2 separate regions of the Mus musculus genome follow, and region 1 is linked to region 2. Evidence: chromatin loops called from intact Hi-C (ENCODE). Cell type or tissue: heart. All regions are shown on one strand. Links, peaks and the distances in the headings refer to the core of each region. The heading gives the core; the rest is flanking DNA.

Evidence for each region. A loop is a pair of places that touch in the nucleus more often than their neighbours do. Peaks named below come from ENCODE experiments on the same cell type or tissue, not always from the same donor. Only the 100,000 strongest peaks of a DNase experiment are listed, where the experiment ranks them.
Region 1: it touches region 2 in a loop (5-fold over the local background); 7 of 42 quality-filtered maps call a loop at or near these places.

What each region holds. Positions count from the first base shown.
Region 1 is chr5:146,329,256-146,345,535 of GRCm38, reverse strand. No RefSeq gene overlaps it. Among named protein-coding and RNA genes, the nearest start is that of Gm38747, 16 kb to the left of the region's middle. In heart, for the core only: no CTCF peak of the experiment used is centred there; no DNase peak of the experiment used is centred there.
Region 2 is chr5:146,378,059-146,394,338 of GRCm38, reverse strand. Wasf3 (WAS protein family, member 3) reads right to left here and starts at 9,333. Exons shown (of 10, transcript NM_145155.3): 1 at 9,001-9,333. In heart, for the core only: no CTCF peak of the experiment used is centred there; no DNase peak of the experiment used is centred there; H3K4me3 peaks cover 1,348 bases; H3K27ac peaks cover 529 bases; H3K27me3 peaks cover 2,999 bases.

The DNA.
Region 1 (16,280 bases), core at 3,800-11,799, 49 kb after region 2:
TGGCTTGGTTCCCAGCATCCACAAGGCAGCTCACAACCATCTGTAACTTCAGTTCTGAGAGAGCTGATGCCCAATTCTGACTTCTGCTGCCACTGCATGCCTGTGGTGCGCAGACACACACTGGGGCTCACACACAAAGTAAATAACAGCAGGCATACTCAGCAGGGACTCCACTGGGCTTTTAATCCAGCTCATGATCTCGGTAACTCTTATGAAGGATATTTCGTTGAGGCTAGCTTACAGCTTCAGAGGTTTAGTTCATTATCGTCAAGGGAAGCATGGCAGCGTGCAGGCAGACATGGTGCTGGAGAAGTAGCTGAGAGTTCTACATCTTAATCAGCAGGCAGCAGAAGGCAACACTGATTCCATACTGGGTGGAGCTTGGTTTGAGCATAGACCTCAAAGCCCCACCCCCATAGTGACACACTTCCGCAAACAAGACCATGCCCACTCCATCATGGCCACCACTCCTACTAGTGCCATTCCCTAGGAGACAAACATTCAAACACTGGAATCTATGGAGGTCATACCTATTCAAACCACCACAAAGTTTGAACTTATATTTTGACTTCAGGAAAATGCCGGATCAAGAGAGATTTTTGCCGAATGGTGACGCCACAATCTTCTTTAAATACTTCTGTTTTATGTATTTACCTTGACAGAGACGATAGTGCGTTTCATTTACTCTTCCTACACCTTTGCGGCTTTTTGTGTTGGAGGATGGGATTGGCTGCACTTCCTAGTCTCTGGCGATAGCTCATGCTCGATGGGCTCTTGGAGGCTTCGGCTGCAAGGAACCTGCAGGCACCAGAGAACTGATAGCTGCCCCGCTACCTCAAGAAGACTCGCAGTGCACTTTAGTTTTGGAAGTCCCCCTTCCTGTCTTTTGATTCAGGAAGAAAGACAGCGAGGAGACACAGCAAATTCTTCCCTCCGCGGGCCCCTGCATGTTTTTCCTGTGCCTCCTCGAACCTTCCTGTCCTGGCGGTTGGGACCATTCAGTTCTAATGAAATCTCAGCGGACTCTGTCCAGATGACTTTCTTGCTGGGAGCTCCTTCCCTGCCCAGGTGAGCAGCCACTCCATATGGCTATACCTGTCTCTCTGTGTCTGCATCTACGACGCTGAAAAAGCAACCTGGGAACACCATATGGCTTTCAAACCTCAATGCCTGCCTCAGGGACATACCTCTGGCAAGCCCACACCTCCTACATCTACCCAAACAACACCATCAGCTGAAAACCGAGTGTTCACATGCCTGAGACAGTGTAAGACATCTCATTTAAAGTGCCACAGACATTTTCCAGGTGAAGTTTCACTGATCCCTCATCTTCAGAGGGCGACCCACAGTCGCCCTCATACCCCATTTACCAACCCATTTGTCTGCAGCCACCTCCATGGAGTCACATCATCTGCTGTGACAAGAGTCCGCAGGAGATGTGACCATCTGCTTCTCCTGAGCAGCTGGAATAAACTGTGACACAGTCAGGCAGAGAAGAAATGAGTTTCCCTCAGCAAATGGCTGCTGACCTCCTTATGAGAGGCACCAAATGCATGGAATAGACACACAGAGTCATGATCCAGCTTGCTGCGTCTTCTGAACATACCTGATGGATGTAAGTTGGGGTAGGTTAATTTGCAAATGAAAGTGGAGGCATGCAGCCGCTGCTCTTTGGCTCTTTTGTGGGTTCTGCTTTCTTCCATCCTTCTCCACCCTTGTTTTTCTTCCACCCTTTCAACCTCCTAACACTAGATAAGAGAGAAGAAAGGATAGCAAGGAAAGGAAGGAGATCCCTGAATAAAGTCAGGGGTGGGAAAGTGGCTGACGTTATCATTAGAATACTTGTTGATGATTGAACTGTCACATCTCAGTGTCCGGGGTGCCAGAAGAATAGAGAGGTTGTTATTCTAGAATGGGGTAAATATCCTTCCCGAGAGAACACCCGCCCACAAAGACCATGCCCTTTCTGTTCCCTGCATCCTGAAGCTCCACCCCCTAGCCCCTCTCCCCCGGACTCCACACTCTTGAGACTCTCTGCATCTAACAGCTACTTCAATACCGCAGTAGAGAGGAGATACAAGGTAATTGCTGGGCTGTAGCAGAGCCCGTGCCGGGCAGGCAAATGGACTCTGTCTCGTCTCCTGAGAGCCTGAGGCCTGGCACCAGGTAGGGGCCTGACATCCTTGCCTGGAGGTGGTTGAATCTAGAACTTACATCTGTATCCTTCTTGAAGAAAGCAAAAACATTCTTGCATTTCTCTCTTCTTCATTTCTGGGTACATTTACAAGTGTTCCAGAGAAACAATGTTTCTGCAATGGATAGAGGTATGAAACTGTGTGTAGTTTCAGTTCCCAGCAAGGTTTCATCTGGACCATCCGGCCTCCCTCAGCTTTTGCCACCCAGGGGAAAGGCTCTGTCTTCACCGCTCAATAAATTCTGCCACGCACCCATTATGTTACCCCCAATTACAAGGTTTGAAGAAAGGGATAAAATGCAAAGCCTCTTTTACAGCCATAATAATAGTTTCACAATAGCCATAGTTTCACGAGCTATTGGAATTCAATATTAGCAATGACTTCTTAGAGACAGGAAGTACCAGAAATTGTCCTGTCTAAGAAAAAGATAATGGTCAATGATTTTTTTTTCTTTTTTTATCATAAGAACGTCTCAGTCAAGTGTATAATGCGCTTTGATCAAGTCCATCCTCCATTCTGGCTCCTTTGAGTCCTCCCCTGTCCCCACTACCGTTCCCAGTTTTATGGGGTTTTGTGCTGTTGTTTTGTTTTGTTTTGTTTTGTTTTGTTTTGTTTTGTTTTATCCACTGACTCCACTTAGGTCTGTGTTGTGTATTTCCTCAGAGATTAAACCATTCCATCCAGCAGGGCAGCTCCTTAAGATGGGAAGTAAACAACTCACGATAGCTTCAGGAAGTCCCTGAAACTGACCTGATTCACTAGGCCCCTCCCTGCCAAAGTAAGCAATAAGAGCCGAGAATGCCTCTGAGAGTAGAGGAACTGAGTTTGGAAAAAGACTCTCAGTCCAGACCAGCTGGCTGGAAGGAAAGGTTGAGTCTTGCTGCCTGCAATCTGTGTGGTGTGCTCCAGGGTCCCAGCTTCGTGAGCTGTCACCAACGCTGGAGTAGGTTTTGGTGATATGGCTGTCTTTGAGTCACTTCTGTTCCTATAAGTAACCCCTCACCCCATGCCTCAGTCAGTGTCATATTGCTGTGAAGAGACACCATGACCATGGGAACTATTAATAAAGGAAAGCATTTCATTGGGTTGGCTTACAGTTTTAAACGTTTAGTCTATTATCATGTTGGGGAGCATGGCAGCATGCCAGCAGACATGGTGCTGGAGAGGTAGCTGAGAGTCCTGTACCCAGATTGGCAGGCAGCAGGAAGAGACAGACAGGCAGACAGACAAGACAGACAGACTGAGCCTGGCTTGAGCTTTTGAAAACTCAAAGCCCACACCTACTTCCTCCAACAAAGCCACACCTCCTAACCCTTTCAAATATGCTACTGCCTGGTGACTAAGTATTCAAATCAATGAGCCTATGAGGGCCATTCTCGTTCAAACCACCACACCCATATTCCTGTAAGTAACCCTATTAAAGCTAATTGGTTCACCAAGTTGGACTTTGGTGGTATCTGGAGTGAGTAGTTGCATGTGTTGTGTCTCCCCAGGAACAGTTTTGTCACACAACACACTGCTAGAATGTGCATGGATGTAGGACCATCTACTTGATCATGGGTAACCTCCAAAGGACAGCATCCTTGAAAAAAGCTGACTCTCTCTCTCCAGCAGCCACCAACTTCCCATTGCTCCTCAGCTAAGGGTGGGGCTTTGTGACCAACTCCGTCCTCCAAGCTGGAATTGTGTCCAGCTTGAGATTGCCCCAGTCTTATGGCTTGCTGTCCCAACTGCTATAAATTCATACATGCACCTGTCCTGTTGTGCCCAGAAAACATTGTTTCACTGTGGTCATCTGCCACCTCTGGCTCTTATGACCCTTCTTCCCTCTCTTCTGAGAAGGATGCCTAACCCTTACAAGGGGTTTGTGTGCTATAGATGGCCCCATTTATGACTGAACATTTCTTGAGCTCTTATTCCCTGCCTGTTGACCAGTTCTAGGCTATGTGTTAATCACCATCTACTGAAAAAAAGAAGCCTCTTTGGTGAGGTCTGAGACCTGCACAAACCTATAGGTATTTAGAAGGCAGTTTGATACTGCATTCATTTAATAGAATAATAGTAGTAAATACTATGTGCATTTAGTAGAATAATAATAGCACGTTCTCCTCCAGGGCTGTATCTATTAAGCCATAGATTCTTGGCCTTGTTAATGGTACCAGGCATGAGCCCTGTCTTCTGGGGAGAGCCTTAAATTTAATCAGAAAGTGGTTAATTGTTCCCATAACACTTATGCAGTTATTGTGCAGTGAGTATTTCTTTCTGGGTCAGTTGTAACTGGCAGGGTTCATAGCTAGGAAAGATTGTGTTTCCCCCTGGTAGGGTACATAGACCTTTCCATCTCTATGAAAGCCAGCCAGTAGGACTAACATTCTTGGCTAGTGTCACGATTCCACACCTTGAGTATGCAGTACTCTTTAGAAATAGGGTCTTGTCATGTGCTTCTGGAGGGTAACTAAGAAAAATGGCAGTAACCTGTAATGTTCAGAGGTCTATAAGACCCTACCAACCAACAAGTCCAAAGTGACCCAAATCTGGCACTGGGCTTTTTATCTGATAGCTTACAGCACCCGTTGTAGGTTAATTCCACTTAAACTGTACATGTATGATATATTTTAAGATGCTTCTGCATTCATAAGTCTCCATGTGAGTTTACAAAGGTCTTTAGAGTTAGCTAGCCTTCTCCACACTCACCCCCACCCCACTTAATCCTTCTTGTTCTATATTCCCCTCCATACTCCCTCTTCTATTCCCCCTTCCCCTGAAATCCCACCACGGCTTCTTACTACTTTCTTGACTTCTGTGGGCAGTCTGAGTTACAGTTTTACTGCTGTGAACAGACATCATGAACAAGACAACTCTTATAAGGACAACATTTAATTGGGGCTGGCTTACAGGCTTAGAGGTCCAGTCCAGTATCATCAAGGCAGGAACATGGCAGCATCATGGTGCAGGAGGAGCTGAGAGTTCTACCTCTTCATCTGAAGGCTGCTAGCAGAATACTGGCTTCCAGGCAGCTAAAACAAGGGTATTAAAGCCCAAGTCCACAGTGACACACCTACTCCAACAAGGCCACACCTACTTCGACAGGGTCACACCCTCTAATAGTTGCCACTCCCTGGGCTGAGCATATACAAACCATCACACCAGTTTAAACACACATATGTGAAGATTCAAAGCTAACGTCTCTACATGAGAGAGAACACACACAGTGTTTGTCTTTCTGGGTCTGGATTCCTCATTTAGTATAACGTTTCTAGTTTTTTCGATTTTTTGTGCAGATGTCATAGTTCTTCATAGCTGAATAATATGCCACTGCTGTGAGTGTACCACATATTTATTATTTCTATAGATATATACAGTTACATATAAAAGTAATCTCTAGCCAGTAAGACTTCCGGTAAGATTTAGCCACTCAGACACTAGGCTGTTTCCATTTTCTGCCTCTTGTAGATTGAGCAACAGTGAGTGCAGATGAGCAGGGATCTCTGTAGTGGGGTTTAGATGATTTGGGGCATGTGCTCTGAAAAAGGTGTAGCTGAGAATCTCTACACCAGTTCCCACAGTGGCTGCAGCAGCTGGCAGCCCTACCAATGGTGAGCAGTGATTGGCCCCCTTTCCCACACATCTAGGCCGGTTGTCTTATTTTATTTTCTTTCATTTTATTTTTAATTGTAACCATTCTGACCCGGGCAGGATGAAATCCCAAAGTAGTCCTAATTTGCATTTCTACGATGGCGAAGAAAGTTGAGCACTTGAAAAATATATATTTCTCAGCCATCTGTGCGTCTTCTTTTGAGAATTCTGTTTAGCGCCTCGCTCCAATTTTTAAACGGGTTGTTTGTTTTCTCGATGTTTAGCTTCTGAGTTCTTTGCATGTTCTAAATATGGACCCTCTCTCAAATGTAGATGGGAAAGACTCTCCCCCATTCTACAGGCCGTGTCTTCACTCAAATGGTGGTATCCTTGGCTGTGCATACGCTTTTTAATTTCATGAGATTCCCCTGTTCAGTTATTGGTCTCAATGTCTGTGCTGTGTTCCTCCTTAGGAAGTCTTTTTCTCTGCCTACAAGTTGACGCTTGTTTCTTTCGCTTCTAACAGACTCAGGGTATTGATTTTCGTCCTGAGGTCCTGGCAAGCCCTTGGTACTGCCTCGTGTGTGTTTATAGAGTTAACGATCTTCAATATAGGACATATAGAAAGAAGACAAAAACACCGTTACTGTGAACATAGCCCTCTAAGAACATCTTCTGGGAGGAATCCGGGTCCTCAAGAGATGGAAGGACAAGATCAAAGCTAAGAAGCTTAAGTTGTGACTTGTGAATTCAGTTTGAGAGTCTTCTGTGTGTTAGTGGGACCCTGAGAGTCAAGGGGAAAGGTCTTGCATAGGTACCTGGTGGAATAGACGCGTGGCTTTACTCATCTGTTCACATAGACACTTATCCTTCATCGAGTTTACTGAGCATTTACTATGTGTCAGATGGTGGATCTCATGAAAGGTCCAAGTTCAAGGCCTGGCGCAATTTATGTGGGTGGCCGCTGTTTGTGTTTCAACAACAGCAGTCAATTGTCAAATCGACACTCCAAAGAAGTATTAGAAGATACAGTAAATGTCACTTTGACTAGGCTTTGAGGTACAATCAAATCGTCCTGGGGGTGAGTGATCAAGGCCCATCCGGAGCCCAACCTCAGCTGTCCTCTGGCTTCTCCATGAATTCCTGGTCCCACAGCTGCAATGTGCTAGGCACACACCAGCTACAGAAACACAACGGAGAGCACAGCTTAGTAGCATGGCGGCCACACACTTCAGTAGTGTTTCAGACAGTATTCTGGCTGGCTTCTGGAGTCAGCATTTAGGAGAAAATCAAATACAACCAAAGTCACCCTTGAGGGACAGGGGAATTCCTTGGGGAGGGGAGAAGTTAGCAGAAAAGCAGGGAGCCTGTAAACACCACCCAGCCAGCTTCCCTTCAGCACGGGAACAGATGGCAGTCTGTGGCAGAGCACCCACAGAAACACTCAGCTTGGCTTGTGTTTTGAGGTCAGGTTCTACCAAAAAGACATATTGTGGCTTTAAACACTGGTGTGCAAGATGCTCGCAATACGGAGGCTCGGGCTGAGGCTGTAGAAAGACTCGCGCTGCGAGCATATGCATATTGTGGGGGATGCCTGGCACTCCCCGTATTTACATTGTTCTTCTTTTGACTTTCCTTTGAATACTTAGCAGCTGAATTCAGTGACGTTGCTGAGCATCTATAGGATAAGGCATGACTGAGAAAAGGACAGCAATGAAGCCAGTTGGCATGTGTGGTGTCCTGTGAAGACTGGGCGGCTGTGGGAACTCCGTCTCAAGTCTCCTAACTCTCCAGAGAGGCTAGGAGAAGGACCCAGTACTCTGTGTCGATGAGAAAGCAAAGGGCTTAGATCCCATTGTTCTCTCCCTGGATCCCCTGCTGCAGACAGACCCTTCTGCCTTCCAAAGAACTGTCAGAATCCTAACCATGGCGGGTGACTGCATCCTCCCTGTTTCCTCCTCCTGTAGAGTCCTCTAGGAAGAGTTAGCACTCGGATTCTTCCTCAAGCCAAGCCAGGAGCAGTGGCACAAGGCCTTGGTAAAAGAGCTCTCCACTACTCTGTCAGTTCCATTGCAGACCCTGAGAAGGGTTGGGTCAGCCCATGTCATCCATTGCTGGTCTCTGAAACTGTATGTGCTGGGTCATTCCAGTTTTGGCTCCCCGCTGATCTACCTCCCCTCCTCCTGGACCCTCCCTCACAAGTCCTCCTGCCCCCTCCTCAGCCCAATATGCCCACTGGCCATTACTCTCAGGCTCAATGCTTTGCCAGATGGGGGCAGCAGACATGTCATTTTTAAAATTCCATTTCAACAGACAAAGCTAGGCAGCCAGACTCAGCTTTACCAAAGGAAATAACTGGAGATCCCAGGGCGATCAGCTCTCACTCTGACAAGTTCGCCCACTAAGGTGGTGGGGTAGCTTCTTGGTTAAGCACCAGGGATCTGAATTATAACAGCTTCTTGCTCAGCAGAGACATCTATCTGTACCTTGCAAGCTGAGCTACAATGTCCTGCACAGAGGCTAGCTACAGGACAAACAAAGATGCCTACTGTTCCGTGGAGTTTGCTAAATAGTGGAGCTACCGGTCCTCTGTACCCTGATCGTCTTTTAGAAAGGAAAGAGATGACCTCATCAAACCTTCTGTCAACCTTGAGCTTCTACACCTTGAACTTCCTGCCCAAGGAGATGTCCTCTCCTTCGGCATAAGAGGAGCAAGTATAGCATGCCCATTGGCCCTTCTGCTGAAACAGGGGCAGCATGAACAACCTGCCCAAGACCCGCTCACTACAGGAGTCCAAGACCATTCTTTGGCTAATTTGTATATGACCTCCATCTGTCTTTGTCTCATCAGAGGAAGCATGCACTTATTATTTAAGTGGCACATCCACACCATTCGGATAATTCTTCCTTCGTGGAATTCTCCAGTCCTTTCAAAGACACCGAGAGAAGAAAGAGTAAGGGAAAGTCCCCCCCCCCCCCCACACACACACATGCACCCGGACACATAGACTCACACTTAGAAACATACACACAGAAAGCACACACACACAAGCCAAACCTTCGTGGAGTTAACAGTACAACAGGGCATTAAAGTACTTGGGAAAGTTCTGGAGGCCCCTGCTTCCAAATAGTCACCTGACTAGAAGCAACTCAATCTTTTTTTACGAAATAGGAAAGATCAGGGGCTTGTACCTTTTAGCTAAGTTCCCAGGTCCTCTTCTGCTTCATTGAACCCACTCCCTCAGCCTTTATTTATCAAGCTTCCTTTGTGGTTTCTATGACCAGCAGCAGCAGGTTCTTGTCTGAATAGGTAGGCACCAAGTCAACAGAGCAGGAGACTCTGGAAGCAGAGAGTACTTAAAAGGTACAGTCAATTAATGGCTCGCAGTGTTACCTGCCTAGTATTGCCCTGGGAGTCCAGCTAGCCTGTTCAGTCTCCACCAGAGGCCCTTCTGTTAAATGCCTGGTCTCCAGGGAGGTGTTATAAGGAGGTGGTGGAAGCTTTAAGTGGGGGGAGGCCCCCAGGGAAGTCTTTAGTTGAGTACACCCCAAAAAAGGATAGTGTGGCCTCAGCCCATTCATTCTGTCTTTAGCATCCTAGCCATGAGATGAGGGGTTTCCCACGCAGGGGAACAATGGGGACTGGAGAAAGCAACATCAAGGTGAGCATAAGAAGCCAGGTGACAGCCAGGTGTGGTGGCGCACGCCATTAATCCCAGCACTTGGGAGGCAGAGGCAGGCGAATTTCTAAGTTCGAGGCCAGCCTGGTCTACAGAGTGAGTTCCAGGACAGCCAGGGCTACACAGAGAAACCCTGTCTCGAAAAACCAAAAAAAAAGAAGGAGGAGGAGGAGGAGGAGGAGGAGGAGGAGGAGGAGGAGGAGGAGGAGGAGGAAAAGGAGAAGAAGAAGAAGAAGAAGTAGAAGAAGAAGAAGAAGAAGAAGAAGAAGAAGAAGAAGAAGAAGAAGAAGAAGAAGAAGAAGAAGAAGAAGAAGAAGAAGAAGAAGAAGGTGACATACAATGACTAAAGCCCCTCTCACTTGGAGCTTCGTAGAGAGACCTTGAAACACAAGAGCAGGCTGGGCAAGTGCTGACGCCCTCTGACGGGGGCCCTGCGCTTTCAGACAGATGCCGGATGATGTCTGTTCACTCTCTGCTCGCTAGCTCATCCCTACACTTTCACCAGCTGTTTCCCTTCCTTGATGAGCTCTCTTTCTGTCTATTTCCTGGCCACGTGTCTGTATCATAGTTTTCTCCCCAAGGACACAGACCTGGAAAGTTCTTCAGCAGATGCCTCCAAGATGACACAGAGGCCTGGAAACTTTAGTGTTTGCCCCCAGGATTCTGATCTCTGTCTGTATCACTAAGACCCAGAGGCAACGGAGTCAAATAATCATGAACTGGGAACTCCTGAACTGTGATCCCAGGTAAACCTCCTCTCTTTTTAAGTCCATTATCTTAGGTATTTGTAACAATAGCAGAAAGCTGATTGTGTTGGCTATTTTTCTCGTTGCTGTGACAAAATACCAGAAAGTTTTCGTAAAGAAAGGTTTATTCAGACGCACAGCAAAGAGGAGAGAATCCATCACAGCAGGGAAGGCAGCGGCTCTAGCTGAAGCAGGACACAGATGTTTCCTTCAGGCTCTGGAAGATGAACGCTGCTACTTTGTTTCTCTCTCCTTTCCATTCAGCCCTGAACCCTGGTCGCTGGGGTGGCAACGCCCACATTCTGGAGATGGGTCTTCCCACCTCTTTTAAGTCTCTGGAAACATCCTCACAGACACGCTTAGAGTCTTGTCTCAAAATTCCTTCTAAATCCCTTCAAGCTGACAGTCTTAGTTAAGGATTTACTGCTGTGAACAGACACCATGACCCAGGCAACTCTTATAAGGACAACATTTAATTAGGGCTGGCTTACGGGCTCAGAGGTTCAGTCTATTATCTTCAAGGCAGGAGCATGGCAGCATCCAGGCAGGCATGGTGCAGGAGGAGCTGAGAGTTCTACCTCTTCATCTGAAGGCTGCTAGGATGAGGGTCTTAAAGCCCACACCCTCAGTGACACACCTACTCCAACAGGGCCACACCTATTTTGACAGGGCCACACCCTCTAATAGTGCTACTCCCTGGACCAATCATATTCAAACCATCATCTCACAATCAGGATAAGTACACTGTGTACTATACTTGAGAAGGAATACCAGATGTTTCAGGCACAATGGACGGAGATTGTGGCCAAGTTAACACTGAAAGGGTGGAGGCTGTTTCAGGTGGTGTGCCTTCAAGTGATCAGATGCAACCCAAGATGACATTCTCCACCCACACCTCCCTTCCAGCTTGTCTCCCCAGCTGGTACCCTGCACATAGTTAAAGGCCATCATTCCCATCACTTATAAGCCAGGGCTACAAAATAAAACAGGTCTGCCCCCAAGTAAGAAATAAAGAGAACGGTAATGAGAAGAGGGAGGGGGGAAGAGAAGGGGGAGGGGGAGAGAGAGAGGGAGAGGGAGAAGGAGAGGGAGAGGGAGAGAGAGAAAGAGAGAGAGAGAGATTAAGAATGAAAATTTAAAAACAATTTGTTTGAATGAAAATGTACTAAGATAGGGATTTATTTATTTGTTTGTTTGTTTGTTTTTCAAGACAGGGTTTCTCTGTGTAGCCCTGGCTGTCCTGTCTCTGTAGACCAGGCTGGCCTCGAACTCAAAAATCTGCCTGGCTCTGCCTCCCAAGTGCTGGGATTAAAGGCATGAGCCACCACTGCCCGGAGATAGGGATGTTTTTAATGTGGATGATAAAAGGGCATAAACTTTGAGAAACTGAAATAATTTATAGGTCATACGACAAGGAATGAAAACAATTTAGGATGTATGCATAGATTCAAAAATATGAAAAGAGAGCCATGGGGTGGCTCTGAGGTGAATGTTTGCTGCGTAAGCCTGATGACCTGAGATTGGTCCCTGGGACCCGCTTTGAAAGCTGCATGCATTGGTCCACATCCGCAATCCCAGTGCTTCCACAGGAAGATGATAGACGGAAGAATAGCCACAGAAGACAGAAGAATAGCTCACAGACCAGCCAGCCAGGAATACAATGCTAAAAAGCAGAAGAAACAGAAGGTGGGAGGGTGGAAGAAAGAACTAACTCCTGAAAGTTGTCCTCTAACTAGTACACGTACACACACACACACACACACACACACACACACCAACACAATCACACATATCACTTACACCATACATTTCACACACACCATATATACATACCAACACAATCACACATACATCACATAAACACACCATACATAGATACATATACTCCACATATACACACACCACACACATAACACATATATACACCACACACAATACACATACACACCAAAAACAATCTCTCTCACACACACATCACATAAACATACCATACATAGATACATACACTCCATATCACACATACATACACTTGCATACCATACACATACTACACATACCACATGCCACACACTCCAACATATATCACACACATAAATGCCACACACACAAATACACCACACATACATATACCACACACCACATACAAACTCATAGCACTGCATACCACTCATACACACATCCACAAATACACAAACACACCACACATACAAATACACAAACCACACACACACCACAGTTCTCAAGTGCCATTCCCCCACCATGTGGGTCAAGTCTCGGAGCTACAGAGAGTCCATGCTGGGGGTGAGAGTCTTTCTTTGTAGTGCCTGTGGCCCCTAAGACAGTTGGAATTCAGTTCCCGATACAGTTCCTTCTCATCTCATGGAAGGAGTAAAAAGGCAGCTAACAGTCTGTCTCACGTGCTGTCCACACAGGCTGGCTCTCTTGGAGATACCACAGTCACCTGGCTAAGTGTGGAGTGGAAGTGTGTCCCTGTACGCATGGAAACCTGCGGCCTGTGAACTGCTTCCATCTCCTTTTAGGACCCACCACACGGATGCATCTTGCTGGCCTCAGTGTGCCCACCTCTGAAGTTCAGCTCTCCTGTTTCCATGGAAACCACACTGGGTCTCTTCGGAATTCCTGAATGGCACTCTGCCGAGGAAACGGTGCATCTTATGTACCCTGTATCTCAAAGAAGGGAAAGATGAGATCACAGGGATAAGATTTTAGACCCAGGGATTTAAATGAAGCACCTGTCCTGCCTCCTGTGCAAGAGCCCTCTCCAGTGTCCTTCTATAAGGAGCAAACACAATGACTCCCCCATTCACTCATGACTTTGAAAAGATGTCTGACCCAGCCAAAGGGAGAGAGAATGTTGAATCAACCAGAGACTGGTTCTTGGCCTCCTAGAAAATGCCTCTGCCTGGTATAGTCAGCCAGGGAGACAGAGAAATGTACTCAGCAGCCAACCAGAAGAGGTGTACTTAAGACACAGAGATGGGGCTGGTGAGATGGCTCAGTGGGTAAGAGCACCCGACTGCTCTTCCGAAGGTCCAGAGTTCAAATCCCAGCAACCATATGGTGGCTCACAACCATCTGTAACAAGATCTGACTCCCTCTTCTGGAGTGTCTGAAGACGGCTACAGTGTACTATACCTATAATAAATACCTATAATAAATAATAAATAAATAAATCTTTAAAAAAAATTCAACTCCCAACAACCACATGAAGGCTCTCAACCATCTGTACAGCTACAGTGTACTCATATACATAAATTAAATAAATAAATCTTTGGAAAAAAAAAGACACAGAGAGCCGGGCAATGGTGGCACACGCCTTTAATCCCAGCCCTTGGGAGGCAGAGGCAGGCAGATTTCTGAGTGAGTTCCAGTACAACCAGGGCTACACATAGAAACCCTGTCTAGAAAAAACCAAAAACAATAACAACAAAAAACCAACCCCTCCCCCCCCAAAAAAAGAAGAAAAGGCACAGAGATGTAACATGTGGGCTAAAGGTGGCTCAGGATCGCCTGTCACCTTGCCATGGGCTTCCGAAGTCCATGTTTCTCATTCATATATCAGAGTCTACCATGACCAACCACCAATGTTTGCTGGGCTATATCCTATCAAGCAACACAGACACACAGGGCCACTCAGTGAAGTGTACCTGTTGCCCCCACCCACCCACCCACCCACACACACACCCACACACATAAACTCATATTTGAATGCTTGGTCTCCAGCTGATGGAAATGTTTGAAAAGGATTGGGAGATGTGGTCTTGTTGGAGGAGTGTTACTAGAGATGAGGTTTCAAAAGCCCATGCCATTTCCAGTGATCTCTCTCTGTCTCGTGCTGTGGATCAGAAGTAAGCTCCCAGCTCACTGCCCCAGCACCGTGTCTGCCTGTCTGATGCCGTACTCCTCCCCCGTGCTGGCCGTGCTGGCCGTGGGCTCACCCTCTGAAACTATCAGCACCCATATAAACGCTCACTTCTATAGATTACTTTTTTCACGGTGTTTTGTCACAGCAATAGAAACACAGCAAGGCAGTGGCTTTTGATCCAATGAGTTGAAAGGAAACTGGACAGTATAGACCAGCTAGGAGGTGTGGAGGAAGGGTGTCAGACCCAGGACAAAGAGGGCGGACTGGAATTGAGGCTCTCTTGGAGGACGCGATAAACAAATTTCATCAGCTCAAGAGTCAGTCGGGGAGGGGTGAGATTTTGTTTGCAGGGGAATTTCTGGTACTGTCTGAAAACATTTGTATTTTGTTTTTTTTGTTACTGTCACAAAGGAAAGAAGTATCCTGCTGGTATTTAGTGGGTTCTGTCAGAAAAGGGAACTCTTGACATCCCATAATGCACAGGGCAGCCCATCTCCAAGGGAACTCATACGTCTGCAGTACTGATTGAAGAGCCCAAGCGACATGAAACACATGGGTTAGCTGGTAGATCTTTTACAGGTGCAGTCTTCAGGATGAAAAGAAACAGACAGACAGACAAACCATTTGAGTCCAATACTGAAAACGATTACCCTAGGATCTTGAACCCACAAAGAGAATGACCTATTCCGATTGGAATGGATAATCAACACCAATAAACAGCACAAGTTTTTTTAAAATTAGACTGCTATAGTAAAGATCAACATTTGCATAAACATTCCTCAGGGGCGCCAAGATCTCACAGAAGCACTTTAGACGATTGCCCTCTGGTGGACAGAGGAGGAAATGCAAATGTCTCAGATGTCAGGGAAACGTGCAGGAAAAAAAAAAAAGCCGGGCGGGGGGCACATGCCTTTAATCCCAGCACTTGGGAGGCAGAGGCGGGCGAATTTCTGAGTTCGAGGCCAACCTGATCTACAGAGTGAGTTTTAGGACAGCCAGAGCTACACAGAAAAACCCTGTCTCAAAAAACAAAACAAAACAAAAAAGGGAAAGCCACCGTCATGAGTGGTTTTGTGCCCCCCCTCTAAGGCGTGTGTGTTGAAGTCCTAGCTCCCTGAAATTGGTTATAAAGCCTTTCAGAAGAGATCAAGGAGCAATAAGATCACATGGGTAGATGGGGCCCCACCAATCCAATCTGACTATGGTATCTTTCTAAAAAGAGATCGGGACACTAAGAGATACACCAAGGGTGTGGCTGTAGAGGGCACATCGAGAAGAAGGCCACCTGTGGCATCTGAGACCCCACCACAGAACAAACGTCTTGTTGAAAAGATGCCTTTGAATCCAGCCCAGTGAATCTGTGTTCCTTGTTCTTCAAATTACAAAGCATTCCATTACCAGATGAGTAGAGGCAGAATTTGATCACACACACACACACACACACACACACACACACACACACACACACAAACACACACACACAAACACACACACGTAATGCAATATTATTCAGCCCTAACGATGAAGATGATTCTCAGATATGCTGCTTTTGCATGGAATTCCAAGGACATTATCCTAAGTGAAACTTAAAAGATGCACAGTAACAACGTTGTATGGGGCTGGAGAGATGGCTCAGCGGTTAAGAGCACTGGCTGCTCTTCCAGAGGTCCTGAGTTCAATTTCCAGCAACCACTTGGTGGCTCACAACCAAATGGGATCTGATGCCCTCTTCTGGTGTGTCTGAAGACAGCAACAGTGTACTAACATAAAATAAGTAAACAAACAAGCAATGTTGTATGATTTCACTCACTGGCTGGTTCACAATGGCAGAATGTAGGTTTGTGGTGGCTGTGTCGTTGGGTACCAGGTTTCTGTTTAGAAAAGTGGGAGTAGCCAGAAGGTGGTGCACGCCTTTAGTCCGAGCACTTGGGAGGCAGAGGCAGGCGAATCTCTGAGTTCGAGGCCAGCCTGGACTACAGAATGAGTTCCAGGATATCCAGGGCTACACAGAGAAACACTGTCTTGAAAAGTAAAAGAGAAAAAATCAAAGTGTCGTGTTACAGGGATCGATGACTGCAGACCTGGGTGGACAGAACTGATGCCACTGAACCATCACTCATTTTGACAGTGAATTGTATGCTCTGTGCAGCTCACCATCGTAAATACCACACCGTGTGCTTGTAAGTCTCTCCAGCAG
Region 2 (16,280 bases), core at 3,627-11,626:
ACCTCCAGGCATCTCCGGAACAGTTCTAGTCCACATTTATCTTAGCTCTTTCCCTTAAGTGGTTGGCTGGCTCTCCCTACTTCCCTTTCATTCACCCCTTGGCCTCACAGAGGACTACCACTGCATGAAAACCAGGAGCCACGGGCTGGAGAGATGGCTCAGTGGTTAAGAGCACCGACTGCTCTTCTGAAGGTCCAGAGTTCAAATCCCAGCAGTCACATGGTGGCTCACAACCATCCGTAATGAGATCTGATGCCCTTTTCTCACTTTCTTCTCACTGCATCCCTACTATCCAAAATCTACAGGTTGCCTACTATCTCCCTCCCCAGTGAGAGAGCGCAGATTCCTAAGAATGGTACAGAGCTAGTCCTCTGAAATTGGGGGTCACGGTACAAGCGGTTTGGCTGTAAAGCACCAGACAGTGAACATTCCACTTTGCCACCACTGATTTCTACCTAGCTGTCCTAAGGCAGCCCCACGCCACGCTGACACGAACAGATAATGTCTGTCCGCGCACCAACACCACACCTTCTTAGCAGTTCGGGTTTGGCGCCCAGGATGCAGCTCGCCAACTCTCCTGATTTGCTTTTTGTTGCTGTAATGAAACATTCCAACCAAAAGCAACGTGGAGAGGAAGTGGTTTCTTTTAATCCCCTTACACTCTCTACCACAGCCCACCATGGAGGAAGTCAGGGTAGAAACCTGGAGGCAGGAACTGAGGCAGGAGCCTTAGAGGAACACTGCTTACTGGCTTGCTCCCATGGCTTGCTCAGCCTGCTTTCCTGTAGCGCCCAGGACCACCCGCTCAGGGGTGGCCCCTCCCATAGTAGACTGGGCCTCCCGTGTCAGTCATTCATCAAGAAAATGCCCCACAACCTAGAAGAGGTGAGTTTTCAGTTGGCATTCCCTCTTTCCACATAACTTTAGCTTTTGTCAAGTTGATATAAAACAACCAAAAAATAATAATGGATACTCCAACCTCTGCTGTAATACACAGTGAAAGGCACGCTCAGAATGAATGACACATCGCTCCTTGGTCTCTAAAGCTGCCTTTAATGAACGGCTCGAAGTCATGTGCCCCTGCCCTGAAGCTGAGAAACAGTAACGCAAGTCCTATAAACTTCTTGCACACATACTTGAGGCAGCTTGAAGGGTATGCAATGTGAAATCAAGGATTTTTTTTTAAGGAAACTGGTATGATCTTTACAAACAATGCAAGCTACAGCATAAAGCTGAGCTTGTCTCCTTCACTAAAGTCACCAGGATGCAAACTGCCACTCTCAGTCAGCCCCTGGCAACAGCTGGTGATGCTGCCTCCTCGCTGGGGGTTCCTAGCTATACTGCATCTTCTCGCCTGCTGCAGGCTGAATGAAGCCGCATGCCAGCACGGCCAGCAATGTCAATGTGAGAGGTGCTATGTGCTATGCTCTTAAAGCTCTCTGTAGGCTCTCACTTTCCCCAGCCACCAGCTAAACCACCCAGGATCCTGGTTCCTGGGGAGAGCTGGATGTAAGGTGTAAAGAGGCCGACTACCAGGGTATCCACACAGAAGTCCACTAGAGATGCCAGCAGTGCCGGCCACACAAGCCTCCACACACAGATTTCTCCCACCAAGTCACTGATATCCTGCAGTTACTGAAGCTGTTAGCTCTACCATCTAAAATACTGACCATGGAGACTTAACGGTACCAGAGGGACAGGTCTTAGTGCTTCACTCTCAGTCCCCAAAGAGTAATGATTCTCAGAGTTCACATTTTAGCTCTTTATTGTTATGGGTACTTCCTATTAGCTAACTCAGCTCTTCATTTAAAGGAAGACAAGCGAGAAGCCTCCACCGGTTGCAGCCGATAAAACCAAAAGCATCTCAGACAACCCACTTAAACACAACTTGTAACTTACACTTGCCTGCAAGCAGACCTAAGTTCCCTGTCCAAAGAGAGAGCACATTCTGAGTATATTAAAACAGAGTAAGACGGTTTGTCTGAATGAAGTCTGACAACGATCGTTAGACACCAAAGAGCCAAAGAGTAAAACCATAAACTTATGAATGCCTACTGGAGGAACAAAGTTAGCAATAAATAGACAGAGTGTGGCAGCCACCTGGCTGTCCTTAACACATACTGCCTGTCCTAAAGGGAGGTTTCTGCTGCTGGGACAAATGCACGACCAAAAGCAACTTGGTGAGGAACAAGTTCATTTGACTTACAAGTTACCGTCTATCTTTGAGGGAGGCAGGAACTAAAGCAAAAACCAAATTAGAACGCTACGCTGCTCTCAGGTTTGCTCCCAGACTCGTGTTCAGCTACCTTTCTTACACAGTTGAGGCCCTCCTGTCAAAGGATGGCACCGCCCACAGTGGGCTGGGCCCTCCTATGTCAATTAGTAATCAAAAAAAAAAAAAAAAAAAATGGCCCCAATCTGATGATTCCTCGGCTGAGGTTTTCCCTGCTGGGTTGTGTGAAGTTGAGAGCTGAAGCTAACTATGACAATGTGTGAGCCCTATCCAATCCTTCCACGTTTTATTCTTGCCTCATAGGGCATGGAAAGCTTTCATTGTTCATTGTGTGTATGTGTTTGCTTTGTTTTGAGGAATTATCAAAAGAACTGGACATGTCAAAATTGGACATGTTTTTATTAAGCTTATATAAGACGCAGACGGCAGAGAAGTCATAAAAATTTTAAGTACAGCTCAAGTATAGATTTATCATTATCACTGACACACCTTGAAATTGCTATAAACGGCAATTTCAACTTTGAAACAAAAGTAGTATTTTAGTAATCAGAATACTTCAAAGAATGGTTCAACTGGAGTGAAGTCCAGAGAAACGATGTTGCACTGTATAATTAACACCAGATGCCCAGCGATAGGGAACTGGGGGCTGGGGGTGGGGGGAGCTGCCACCTCTAGTTGGTGGTGCTATTGAGGCAGAAAGGTAGGGCCAAGAGTGAAGTCCCTGCCTCACACAAAGACTGCAAAATTAACATTCAAGAAAAATGCGCTGGCAAAGAATTAGATAGACACTTGACCCAGCAATGCCAGGAACAGGCTCTGCATGCATGACATGGGCTCCACAAAGCAGCCATAAAGCCACCAAGTGCGACAGCACCACCTGCATCCTACTGCCTCCTTTCCTAAGACGTCTCTAGCTTTATTACTATCAGACACACACCTCTGCCCGGTTCCCTTCCCTGTTCAGAGACACAAAACTTGGAAACCCCAGCAGCCATGTCCAGACCTCCACGGCCGTGGGGAACTCAGGGTCCCTTATGCAGTGTCTCAGTGTCAGAGATGAGAGAATTTAACAACAACACAGGAGGAGGCTGGAAGTCAGTCTTATGAGAACTGGGTTAGAGAGAGTGCCAGGTTTGTTGTTGATGTTGTTTTGGATTTTTTGTTCGTTTGTTGTTTGTATTTTTTTTTAAATAAAGGTCAGAGAAGCAGAAGGAAACGGTATATAAAGAGGGGGAAAAAGAAACATTGTGAGTTCTAGTTCAGAAAAACAGGAGGGCTTAGCAGTGGGGATCTTTAAACAACTGCAGTAGGAAAGGGCTTCTGGGTATAAAAGTCGGCACTGCAGGGGCAGTAGGTAAAGGCCTTAGTTGTACTACCAAGCCTGACAAACTGCTTTCAATCCCAGGACCCACACGGTGGAAAGAACTCCTGTAAGTTGTCCTCTGATCTACACACACATGCACAGACACACAGAGAGTGACAGAGAGTAAATATAATAATGAAAACATCTTAAGGGCATCTCTTATTAAAGGGATAGTTAATTAACAAGTCTTTTAGGTATAACAGACAACTTGCCTGAGAGCTTTTTCTGTCCAAGTGGTCTCATATCTCATATATAATCTCTCTATTCTCATTCTCATTCTCTCTCTCTCTCTCTCTCTCTCTCTCTCTCTCTCTCTCTCTCTCTCTCTGTCTCTCTCTCTCTCTGAGACACGGTTTCTTTGTATAGCTGGGGCTGTTCCAGAACTCACTCTGTAGACCAGGTTTGCCTCAAACTCCGAGATCTGCCTGCCTCTCCCTCCTGAGTGCTGGAATTAAAGGTATGCACCACCCCTGAGCAACTCATTTATATTAACTCGTAAGGTAGGATGTGTCTTTGTAATCTCTTCTTTGGGACAATTGAGACTATTATAAATCTCCATCACGTACAGGGCCAGAGCCAGAGCTACAACTCAGAGCCTGCTCTTTTGACTAAAACTCATGTAACAGCAGATTTCAAACAACTAAAAAATAAATAAATGAGAAATACAATCTATAAATAGTCATGATTTATCAGTTTCTCCTAGTGGGCTGAACACTGCTGTCCTAGTTTGCTTTCCATTGCTGTGACAAGCACCATCAGCCAAAGCAACTCGGGGAGAAGGGAGTTTGTTTGCCTTATGAACCTGATCACAGCCTATTGTGGCGGGAAGTCAGGGCAGGAACCTGAGGCATGCACACAGGCAGAGACCACAGAGGAACACTGCTCACTGGCTTGCTCCCCATGGCTTGCTATCTTGTTTTCTTATAGAACCCAGGACCACAAGCCCATGGGTAAAGCACCCACAGTGGGTTTGGTCCTCCCCCATCAATCATTTATCAAGAAAAAATGTCCCAGAGACACTCCCATAGGCCAATCTGATGGAGGTAATTCTCCAACTAAGGTTCTCTTTTCCCAAGTGACACCTGGGTCAAGCTGGCATACACTAACCAGAGTAACGTCTAATTTAAAGACCAAAACTCTGGGCTAACAAGAAAGCTTGGGGGATGAAAGGTCTTCCCATCTGACTCCATACTGGAGGAAAGGACAGACTTCTGACATTTGACCTCTGACCACACACACACATGCACACACCAAGTCACACACATACACACAAACAGACCCACAGAAACAGCCAACCACACACATAACAAAATAAAACATTCAAAAATCAAAACTGTGTAAGCTCTGACATATGACAGAAAATTCCCCACCATGAAACTTAGTTTCATGCAAAAAAATTATTATAAGCATTATGTAAGATTAACCTGAGGCAATGCATATGATATTTATGCAACATTCATGGATTCTGGGTTGGTACTTGGGTCCCATGCCCATGGTAGCCCATGCTTCCAGCATCCAAAGCACCTCTGATCCTGAGCACTCCAGACAAGGTTAATCTATAGATGCTTGATCGAGCACTCCAGACAAGGTTAATCTATAGATGCTTGATCTAAATAAGCCATCAGGTAATGACGACGGTACCTAAAACACGGGTTCAAACAGGCAAGGACTGACTGCTGCTATAGATGAGATTCAAACACTCCAAAGTCTAGTGTTAAAGTTTTGATGCCAGAGAGGTGTGACAGGGAGGAAAAGATGAAGAGGTTGGGGCCTGGTGGAAAATTTCTCCAAACATTGGAGGTGTGGTATGGTAGGACCCTGGTCTCTTCTTCCTACACTTTCTCTGGCCTTGAAGCAACAGGTCACTCCTATCATGATGTGACAACTTTGGCAGAGGGCAAAAGGCAGGGGGGAGGAGAGAGACACTGGTCACAGACTGAAAACAGTGAATCAAAATAAAATAAGCTTTTTTTCACTTTATAAGCTGCTTAGCTCAGGCATTTTTACAGTAACAAATTAAAAATGATTAGCACACTGAAAAGGGAGGAAAAACAAAATTAAATGGTAAATATATATATATATGTATATATATACACACACACATACATATTTGCTCACATATATATTTATATTTAAATATGTAATATGACAGAAGAGACTTTAGACCAATTTCAACATCACTTCTCTACTGGGCTGGTGGTAGAGGGGACCCTAAGAACACACCCCAAGAAAAACTTCAAAGAAGTATAAAATGGGTCACTAGGCCTGGTGATGTAGGCCTATAATCCCAGCCATTGAAGAGACGAGAGGATCCTAGGTTTTACTTGAGCAGCCTGGTTAGGTTAAGAAGACTCAGTGGTGGAAGGCATACCTAGCACAGACAGGGCCCTAGATTTAATTGTTTGTACCACCCAGTAAAGGTAAGGCACAAAGCTGAAAACTGATCCGAGAACAGAAGCCCAACCTGAAAGATGAGAATGTACCCTGGGATATTTGGAGCATCTAAAATTAAAATTAAATGAAAATTCAATAAAATAAAAATATTAAATAAGATTAATAGTAAAATAATTTAAAAGAATCCCCAGTAGACTAAAAAGATAGAAAGAAAGAAAGAAAGAAAGAAAGAAAGAAAGAAAGAAAGAAAGAAAGAAAAGGGAAGGGAAGGGAAGGGAAGGGAAGGGAAGGGAAGGGAAGGGAAGGGAAGGGAAGGGAAGGAAAGAAGAGAAAAGAGGCTACCCTCCAAGAGTGTGTGCGCAGGTCAGGTCCAGAGAAAATGATGGAGTGATTGAAATGTGAGCAAAGCGGCATTCTGTCTAGGGACATCTCCAACCAAGGAAGATGGGCTCTGACTCAAACAGAGCTAGCCTTGAGAGAGCACAAAGACATAACTCAGAGAGGAGCCCAGAGACAGACTAGCCCAACCTGGAACCCATCCTGATAAGGACTACCCTGTCCTAAAAACTCCATGTCTTGAAAAAGGAAGAAAAACAATTCTCTTGTATCAGAGCACCCATCTGGAGTTTTAGGGCACTGCCCTTCCCAGCTCTTCATCCAGTTCTCCCTCCGCTGAGACTAGAACCAGCTGACACTTTTCATTCACTGACTCTGGGGGCTTCTCTCATCTCAGAACAGCCCCTTAGTTCTAGTTGGTGGTCCTCCTCTGAAGTCTTATGGTCCCTGCAGGATAGAAACTGTAACCAATATGTACACAGTAAGCTCACTGGCAGGCAAGAGAGATCTGCCCTGCTTGCCAGCATATTCTGACCATGTATGACAAACTCTAAAGTATCCTTGAAGGTTAAAGAGAAGAAAATGAACACAATTAGGTCATTTATGAAGGTTGCCTATCAGAATCCTGACCACACCCCAATGTCTGTGAGCATAGATTATGGAAGTCTTAAAGTCTCCTATCTCTCACTTCTGCCATCCCAGTGCATAGGTAGTGTTTTGTACGGAGTAGGAACTTACCTAGTACTTTTTAAACAAGAAAAAGCCACTTTAAAAGAAAATCTGGGGGCTGGAGAGATGGCTCAGTGGATAAGAGCACTTGCTGCTCTTCCTGAGTGTCAGGTTCAGTTCCCAGCACCCACTTGTGGGCTCAAAACCATCTGTAACTCCAGTCCCAGAGGATCTGGTGCCCTCTTCTGGCCTCCATGGGCACTGTATGCATGTGGTGCTGGAGCTGACGACCACCAGCGAGTTTAGTGGGATGAAGCTTGAGACCTGAGAAAGTCATAGATCAACAGAGGACCCACATGCACACATAGACACACACATGTGCCCTGGACACACAAAAACTGAATTTGAAGAAGCGCTTAAAATAAGTTAATTAACTTTTTAAAAACTGAGAAGGTGAGCAATTTGAAGCCTGCACAGCAATTTAGAGACAGTCCCAAGGGAAAACCACAACCTACATTCTTCAAAGGAAATTTCTGGAATCAGAAAGCCAGTAGAACACAGTACAGACAAGTTTTTTTTTTTTCATATTTCATGAAGTTTTCATCCAAGCATCTTAATAGCCAAAAAAAATAAATAAATAATTAAAAAAAATGCTTGTGGCTTGTCAACATAGAAGTGTCTGTGAAAACTCTAAAATATGTCTACACAGACACACTGATGATGGATAGGGGTGGGAGGTCAACTGGCACAATCACCTAGCAAAGTGTGTTCCAGCTTTATTTTCAATTTTTGAAATTACTAGCATCCATCAATGGCAATAAGACTATAAAATATAAGCAAACAGATCCAGCAATGCAAGAAAGCAGTGTCACTGTGCAGATGTAACATTTACAGGCAGATCTAGAGCAAGGTTCTGTTTGGTATACGGGTCCAAGCGGTAAGTCGCCTTTGCAATCCAGTGAGCTTTGAACATCTAAAACAGCACAACTTTCTTAAAATCAACTCAGCGGAGCTTTTAAATTCAGGAAACTGAGCGCTACAAGACAGCTATCCGAACCCTGGGAGAAGGAAGCAGAGAAGACATGATCTTTAACTGCCTTTGGGAAAGGTCAAACCAGCTCGCTCCGGTTTAACCTCTCAAGCAGATGAAAGGACGGACTGAAAAGAGCCACTGCCTGCATTGTCTCGCTGCTTGAATAGGAAAGTTTGGTAAAGCATACACAAAAACAGTCCGTGCCCAGGAGAATTTGCCCTAGACGAGACAGCGAAACAAGTCAAGTACTCTGAACTCGGTTTGCTGTAGAGTCGCAGGTATTTTCGCAGTTTTAGACAAGCCAAACTTTCAAAATGGAAAACATTTCAAATAGTCGGCCTCCCTCCCTTACAAAAACGTGCGTTCAGAATCTTAAAAGTCAAAATGTCATACCCCATTAGGCATTTGAATTTAAGAGCTTCGATGCGAAATAAAAAGGACCCTTTCTAACCTTCGGCTTTTGAAAACTCAAAAAAAAAAAAAATTACTGCTAGGAGATAATCACCATATCAAAACCAGTCCCTAAATGATTTTTAAAAATTCCTATTCCTCTAAACATCAGCCAAGAAGATGACCGGCTACCTTTAACCCCAGGCCTATCCCATAGTTTCTCAATAATTAAGAACTCTGCTCTCCACTGCAGAGAGGCCAAACCAAGAGGGAAAACCGGCATTTGCTGGGAAGTACCAAAGCCAGAGGGGGGAAAGATGAGCTGTCCGGGAGGCTGCGCCATGGACCAGGCCGGGAGCAGCCGGAGCCTCGGTGCACGCGGCCCGCAGGACCCCAGCGCAGGCCAGGCCGCACGCGGGACGGGAGCAATCGGGATGAAGGATGCGCAAGGAGGATGCGGCGCCACCTGCGGCCGGGAGGGACCAGGGCAGGTCGGCAGCCCGAGCGCGGCACCCCCGGAATCCCGCCCCGCGTCCCCCGGAGGTCGGCCCGGAGCCTGGGAAGGACCACAGCCGCACTCACCGCGCCGCGCTCCCGGCTTCATCGTCCTGCCGCCCGCACCGCAGCGCGCAGCGGCGACAGACGCGGCCCCCGGCCCGGCACCGCGCGGCCACGCCCCCTTCACGGCCAGGGGGCTGGATTGGCGAGCTCTGCGGCCAATGGAGAGCCAACGGGAGAGGGCAGCGTAGGCGCTGCGGGGGCGGGGCGTTGCGGAGAAGGCGGCGCATCCTCAGGCCTCCTCCTCCAAGGTGGGTAACCAAGGGGCCTGGGTACCTCCTCTATCTGCAGACCCCTCGGATCCCCACCTGTAGCTTACCCTTCACCTGGATCTTGAGGCCCCTGGTAACACAGGGCTGTCTACCTACCTGTATGTCCTCGGACACGGTGCAGGGCTGGGGATTCACCCAAGCCTGATAGGATTATAGCCCTGTCATCAGTTGGCATTAACCCCTGGAGGTTCAAAAACCCTCCATCTTTTTCATGTTCAGATTCCTCTTCCCTTGGTCTTCACCGTCTCCAAATCCTATTCTCCCCACCTACGAGACACACAGCCTATTAAATAGGGTAGTCTTGAACCACCAACTTATCCTGGTCTCCGGTAGTGCGGGATAACTGAGGCAAAAATAAACAAGACCAGGAGAAAGTGGGGGTTGCGGGGGGGGGGGGGGAGAAGATAGCGTGTTCTCCTAAGTTCCAAAGGAAATGAGCTTTACTGCATCAAAACACGAATGTTACACATGTCCTCTGTCTTTATTTACAAATCGAATCACAAAATAGAAAGCTATATTTAAAAAGCTCAAGAAAACTGATTCGGGTGGTCTTTAAGACGTGATAAACAAGCCAGTAGTAAATGCCTAACAGTTGGTAGACATTTTAGCAGAGTTCACACTGACACAAAGATAGCAGAAAAAAACACGCACCGTTCACAAAATCTGCACTGCTTTCAAGGGATTTTTAGAGCTCTATCCTCGCTTTCCATATCATAGCAATTTGGAATATACAGGTAAACAAGACGTCAGCTCTCCAGTATTATAAACACTGACACGGGGATATATTTATGCCCAGCCCAAAGACAACTTGACATTCAAATTACAACTGCCTCTCCTCCTTTTCGTCTGCTCTTACCCAGGGAAGCAGCTACCATACGTATTTACGTACATTCAGGTCATTGATGGAGGACACAAAAATCTGAAGATACAGGAGTATCCAGACTGCCTTTCTTGTGGTTGCTAGTCACATTTACTGAGTCCTCTCACTTCAGTCCCCCTTGCCTTACCTGAGCTGCCTCTAGACTTACTTAACTCTGAACATGCCGTGACCCTTAATGGTGCGGCTCTGGAGTGTTGACACTTGCTGCATCGGGTCACTTCCTTTTAGATCCCAGTTCCCTGACAAACTCAGTTTATTCTCTGCTTATGTCCAGTGAGATACCTTGTACTGTGTCAAACAGAGTATGTAGTACATATAACTTACTGTTGGTGTCTTTGTTAGGGTGTCATCGCTGTGAAGAGACGCCACGACCAAGGCAACTCTTATAAAAGCAAATGTTTAACTGGGGCTGGATGGCTGTGTCAGAGGTCTAGTCCGTTATCATCATGGCAGGAAGCATGGCAGCATCCCGGCAGACGTGGTGCTAGAAAGGAAGCTGAGAGTTCTACATCTTGATCTGAAGGCAGCCAGGATGAGACTCTGTCTTCTGCAGGCAGCCAGGAGGAGCTCTCTTCAGCCCTGGGTGGAGCTTAAGCATAGGACCTCAAACCCACCCCCACAGCGAGGAGATGCACCTCCTCTAACAAGGCCACACCTCCTAACAGTGCCATTTCCCATGGCCAAGCATATTCAAACCACCACAGTTAGCATTGTGTCCTCAACACACTGGAATTGCTTCAGATGCACTACATATCTACACAAAAAGTCTGGAGCAAACACACGGGCTTCCGCAACAACATCACCATGTTGTCACATGTCGCAGACTTTTTAGAGTCACGGTAATATATCCCTTATCATGTGACGCTTACCATCAATCATCTTTACAAGATGGCTCCTCTAGACATTGCATCCCATTCAGGAAAACAGTAGATAGACAATGGACAAAAGACCAGCAATTTCCACACCCTTTTAACACTCTGTGAAGCCCCAGTGAGCACCTTCTGTTTGCTAGTCAGACCCATGTCAAGTGACTTCAAAGGAGCCAAAAAGTATTATGTATTTTAAGACAGAAAGACATTCAGTTTATGTTAATAAGAGGGAACAAATGTGCAGAGCCTATGTATGGCCAGTACCTGTCAAAGTTGCTAAATGAATAAATTCATTGGCTGAGTCTCCCATTTGACTCACTCATAAGAAGCTACTGGAATCTCAGGAAGAAAATGACACATACAGTTTTAAAAATGAGCAGATCCTTTGTCAAAATGAACGTGGAAAAACAAATACAAGAACTGAATAGGCATATGTACCACCGCATATACCAATAGGGAGTTATAAATTAAAACAAAACCTAAATAGCATAGCATATATACTGGGTAGGCTGGAATCCAAAAAATGCAGCAATGCCAGCCGCTGGCAAGGATGCAGGTCCACGGGACTGCTTGTGCACTGCTGCTGAGGATGCAAAAGGGTACACCTACTCTGGAGGACAATTTGGCAGTTTCATACCAAAAAAAAAAAAAAGACTCATTTTTTTTCATAGGGCCCAGCAAACACAGTTTTAGAAATGTATCCAATGGAGTTGAAAACTTTTGTGCATACAAAAGCTTACACCTTGGACTGGAGAGATGGCTCAGTGGTTAAAAGCACTTGCTGCTCTTGCAGAAGACAGGGGTTTAGTTTCCGGCACCCTTAGAAGGCAGTTCACAACCATCTGAACTCCAGTTCTAGGAGACCAGACGCCATCTGCTGGCATCTATGGGAACTGCATGTACATGGTGTATGTGCGCACACACACACACACACACACACACACACACACATACTCAGGCACACACAAATACACATAAAATAAAAATAAATAATTTTTTATCTTAAAACTTCTGCTTCAATGTTTGCCTATAATCACCAAACACTAGAAGAAACTAAGATGTCCTCAGTAAGTAGTGGGTGATGTATCCATATAGTGCAAGAAGAAGAAATGAACAATGGGGCCACAAAAAGATGGGAGAACCACTCATAGCTGAGTAAAAGAAGACAATCGGGAAAAGCTATGTGTTACACGATCCTGAAAATGTGATATTCTGGAAAAGTAAAAAATATGGAAAGCATAATATCAGTGGTCGTCAGGGGTCAGGGAAGGAGAAAAGCAAAGATTGGATAGGTGGAGGGCAAACTTTTAGGACAATGAAGTTACTGTGGAGAAGACATTACTGTGTGTGTGTGTGTGTGTGTGTGTGTGTGTGTGTGTGTGTGTGTACGCGCACATGCATGGCATGTATGGCGTGTATGGCATGTATGGTGTGTGTGTATATGGCCCACATTTGTCCAAATCCAGAGAATGAAGAGTTCTAGTGTAAACTGTGGGGTCTCTTTAATAAAAACACATCACCGTGCGCGTGCAAATGGTAGCCTCACGCCTCACTAACACATTTATCCCTAGAAACTGGAAGGAGAGCATGAGTGCCTGGAAATCTGCACCTGCCTCTGTTATTTTGTAAATCCAGACGTCCTTTTAAAAATGAGTTCATCACTGACAATGGCAAACTCGTAGACATGGTAGTGAAGACAATGGAGACGACATTTCATCTTTTTAAAAGGTCATCTTTTGCCTTGTTGAAGTCACAAATTACATTCCCCTTGCGTTACTGGTAACTCTTTAGAGTCCTTCTACACACGATAATTAAGTTCTTATACAGCTTTATATTGAAAAATTTCCCAAATGTAAAGGAAAATTCAAGGACTTATAAAGTGAAGGCCCATTTTATTCTGTCCCTGTCTGCTGTCCACATACTGCCTTATGCCACATACGGCTTGTCCCCCTGTAAGTGCCTTACTTAGTCCCTTAGCCCACACACTCCTTCCCCCACCTCTCTCCCCCTCCTTCCCCCACCTCTTCCCCCACACCTTGCTCTCCCTCCATTCCATCCCCATTCTCTCCCTCTTCCTCTCCCCTTCCCCCTCCCCCTCTCCCTCCCTCCCTCCCTCCCTCCCTCCCTCCCTCCCCCTTCCAATCCCCTTCCCCCTCTCTCCTCTCTACCCCCTCTCTTCCTTCTGACACATAGGTTATTTAACTAAGCTAATCGAAAAAGAATTGCAAACACCAAGACATTTGACCCTAAGTGTGTTGGCTTTCTGTCACAGAAGAAAATAAAATTACCTGGGAAAATTAACTGTAAAAAAATGGAAGGCTATATTTTGACTATTGTTTCAGAACCTGAAACCTGTGTTTGCTTAGCTCTGTGGCTTAGCACTCATGGTGAGACAGAACATCATGATAGGAACCACACAGATTGCTTTATAGTGGGCAGAAAAGAAACAGAAGAGGTGGAGACCCCACTATCCCGTTCTGTTCAAAGGTATGTCCCCAGTAACCCACCTCCTCACACAAGATCCCAGCTCTTTTTAAAAATTATTGTTAATTGAGTTATTTATTTAGTTCACATCCCAATTATAGCTTCCCCTCCCAGTCCCTCCCTCTCACCACCCCATCCCTGTCTCCACCCACCCCTCCTTCCTTTCTCCTCAAAAACCCAGAGGCTTCCCATGGATATCCACCAACCTTAGTTAGCATACCAAGTTGCAGCAGGCCTAGGCAGCCCAGTCAGAGGACAGGGATCCAAAGCCAGGTCTCAATTCTTAAAGGGCCCACAGCCTTCCAACAGCTCCTTCACATGTGGGCTTTGGGGAGACATTTAAAATCCAAACCACAGCTCTAAATACTTCAACATAATCTAAAATCCAGAACTTCCTCCTTCATTTCCTAACATATAAGAAAGGACATATGGAGCTTCCAACGTGTTGGAGTGTCTAGAGAATTCTGGTGATGTGAATGGCTGTTAGTGTCCCATGAAATCTTGAGTGAGCAGTTAAAGGTGTGGCCGGGCTGGAGCCCGCTGCCCTCCATGGACAGTAAGCTGTCCGGCATTACTGTGATAACTGAGCAGCTTTCTGTCATAATCCTATTAAGATCTCACAGTGACGTGTCTTAACCCTCTTGGGACACTCCATCGTTGCTCCTTGGCTGACCACACTCTCGGGTGGGTTCCCAGGGAAGTTTTAGAGCTGTCCTCACTTGCAGTCTGACAGTGGGTCCGGGGCTTTTTTTGAGACACTTTATAAATTAGATATTTGCTCAGTAATTGGTTTAGGTTCCCTTTTGTCATTGCTACTTGTTAGTAGAAAAACAATTGTCATTCTCCTGAACTTAGTAGCATGTCATCTTTCGTACAAATTACACGCTGTTTTGCATCAGGAGCTGAATTCAGTCTCACTTTGGGGAAAGCTGAAGAACAAAGAGATGCCACTAATTAAGAGGATATAATTAAAATATGTAAGAAATCAAATTATAAAGACATACTAATTGTCAGTGCTTTTGACACATTCACTTGTATTTGCTCTCAGAATGAAGTGAAATCATGACTACAGATCCTTTGGTGCTGTAGAATTAATTTAGTTCCATGAATAAATCTTCACCTACTCACCATTCCTTCCTTAAAATTAAGAAAAAAAAAATTTAAAAAGGGGCCTGGCGGTGGTGGCGCACACCTTTAATCCCAGCACTTGGGAGGCAGAGGCAGGCGAATTTCTGAGTTCGAGGCCAGCCTGGTCTATGAAGTGAGTTCCAGGACAGCCAGAGCTATACAGAGAAACCCTGTCTCAAAAAACCAAAAAAAAAAAAAAAAAAAAAAAAAAAAAAGGGGGGGGGACCTGGGGGTCAGAGGCAGGTAGATCACTATGAGTTCAAGGCAATCTGTCCAATATGGTGTCCGTACACAGCCCAGGTCAGCCAACATAGTGAGGCCCAATCTCAAAATCATCATCATCATCATTGGGAGTGAGAGGTGGCTCATCAATTAAACACATTTGCTGGTCTTGCAGAGGACCCAGATTTAATTCCCAGCACCAAACATAGCAGTTCCAGGACAAATGGTGCCCTCTCCTCCTTTCTGCAAGTATGTTTACGCAGACATTCATATGCAAAAGTAAAAAGCAAATCATTTTTAAAATTAAGAAAATTGTATCTATACGTACCCTGGCCCAAGGGTCATCTAAATCTGTATCTATATTTCTCATAGGGATATAATCTCCAGTTATGTAAAGATCCATTTTTTAAATCTTCACAGCAGCGAGGCAACATATTGATAATCTTATCACGAGGGAAGCAATGTTAGAGAAGACGAAAATACCCACAGGTGAAAGGATGTTTTGCTAGAGCAAACATGTGAAAGGACACATGATGTTTAGAAAGGATATAAACGGGAACCCAGGTACAGTGGGAGCTTGAGAATTGGTTCAGGTTGCTCTGTCTCTTTAGTCTTCACTAACCTAATGACAGGCACGTATCGGTTCGTCTTTCATTGTGTTGCTGAGCTTGGCTTGTGGTGACTACAAAGAGAGAAACTCATCAAAGAACTCAAGAAATTCCTGCAGCTTTCTTGCTGCTTCCTTGGACTCAGGCTGATTGGCGAGCCTTGCAGGGGTTCGAGTGTGGTGTCTGCTAAGTGGACTGGTCTGCAGCTGCTGATTACTGTTTGGTGTTTGCTAGTGGACTGGACTGAGAAGAACAAAGATTAGAATTGCCCAGAATACTTTCTAAACAGGTCCACTTCCTCCATATCCTAATAACCTTTCATTTTCCACTACCTCTGCCTCTGGTGGGTGGTGGGCTAGAGGGGAGGTTGAACCCTTATTAAAGTAGGTTGTAAAAAACACATGCTTACACACACCTCTCAGGGTTTTCCACTACTCAAGCTGAGGTCAGCATAACCAATTCCTCTGACCTATTTGCCTTTCCTTCATACTCCTTTGGCCTGTCTTCACACAGGAGGACAGGAGTGTCACATCTGTCTCCTGTTCAAAAGTCCTTGGTGGAAGTTCCCACTCCTGCAAGGTGAATTCTGCTCTCCTCACAAATGCTCAACATTTTCAATCTGAATATCCCCGCTGCCCATCTTTATCTGGGAGGGCTCGACCATCTCTGTGTAGCTCAAAAAAAAAAAATCACTTTTCCTTGAAGTGTTCCTGGGGAGTTGACCCTGACTACATCTGCCATTCCTCTGGGCTTTCCATGGCATTAACATTAGGGCCTTTTTTTTTTTTTTTTTAATGTTGTTCCCTATAACATTGGAAATTTCTCCTTGGAGGAGAACATT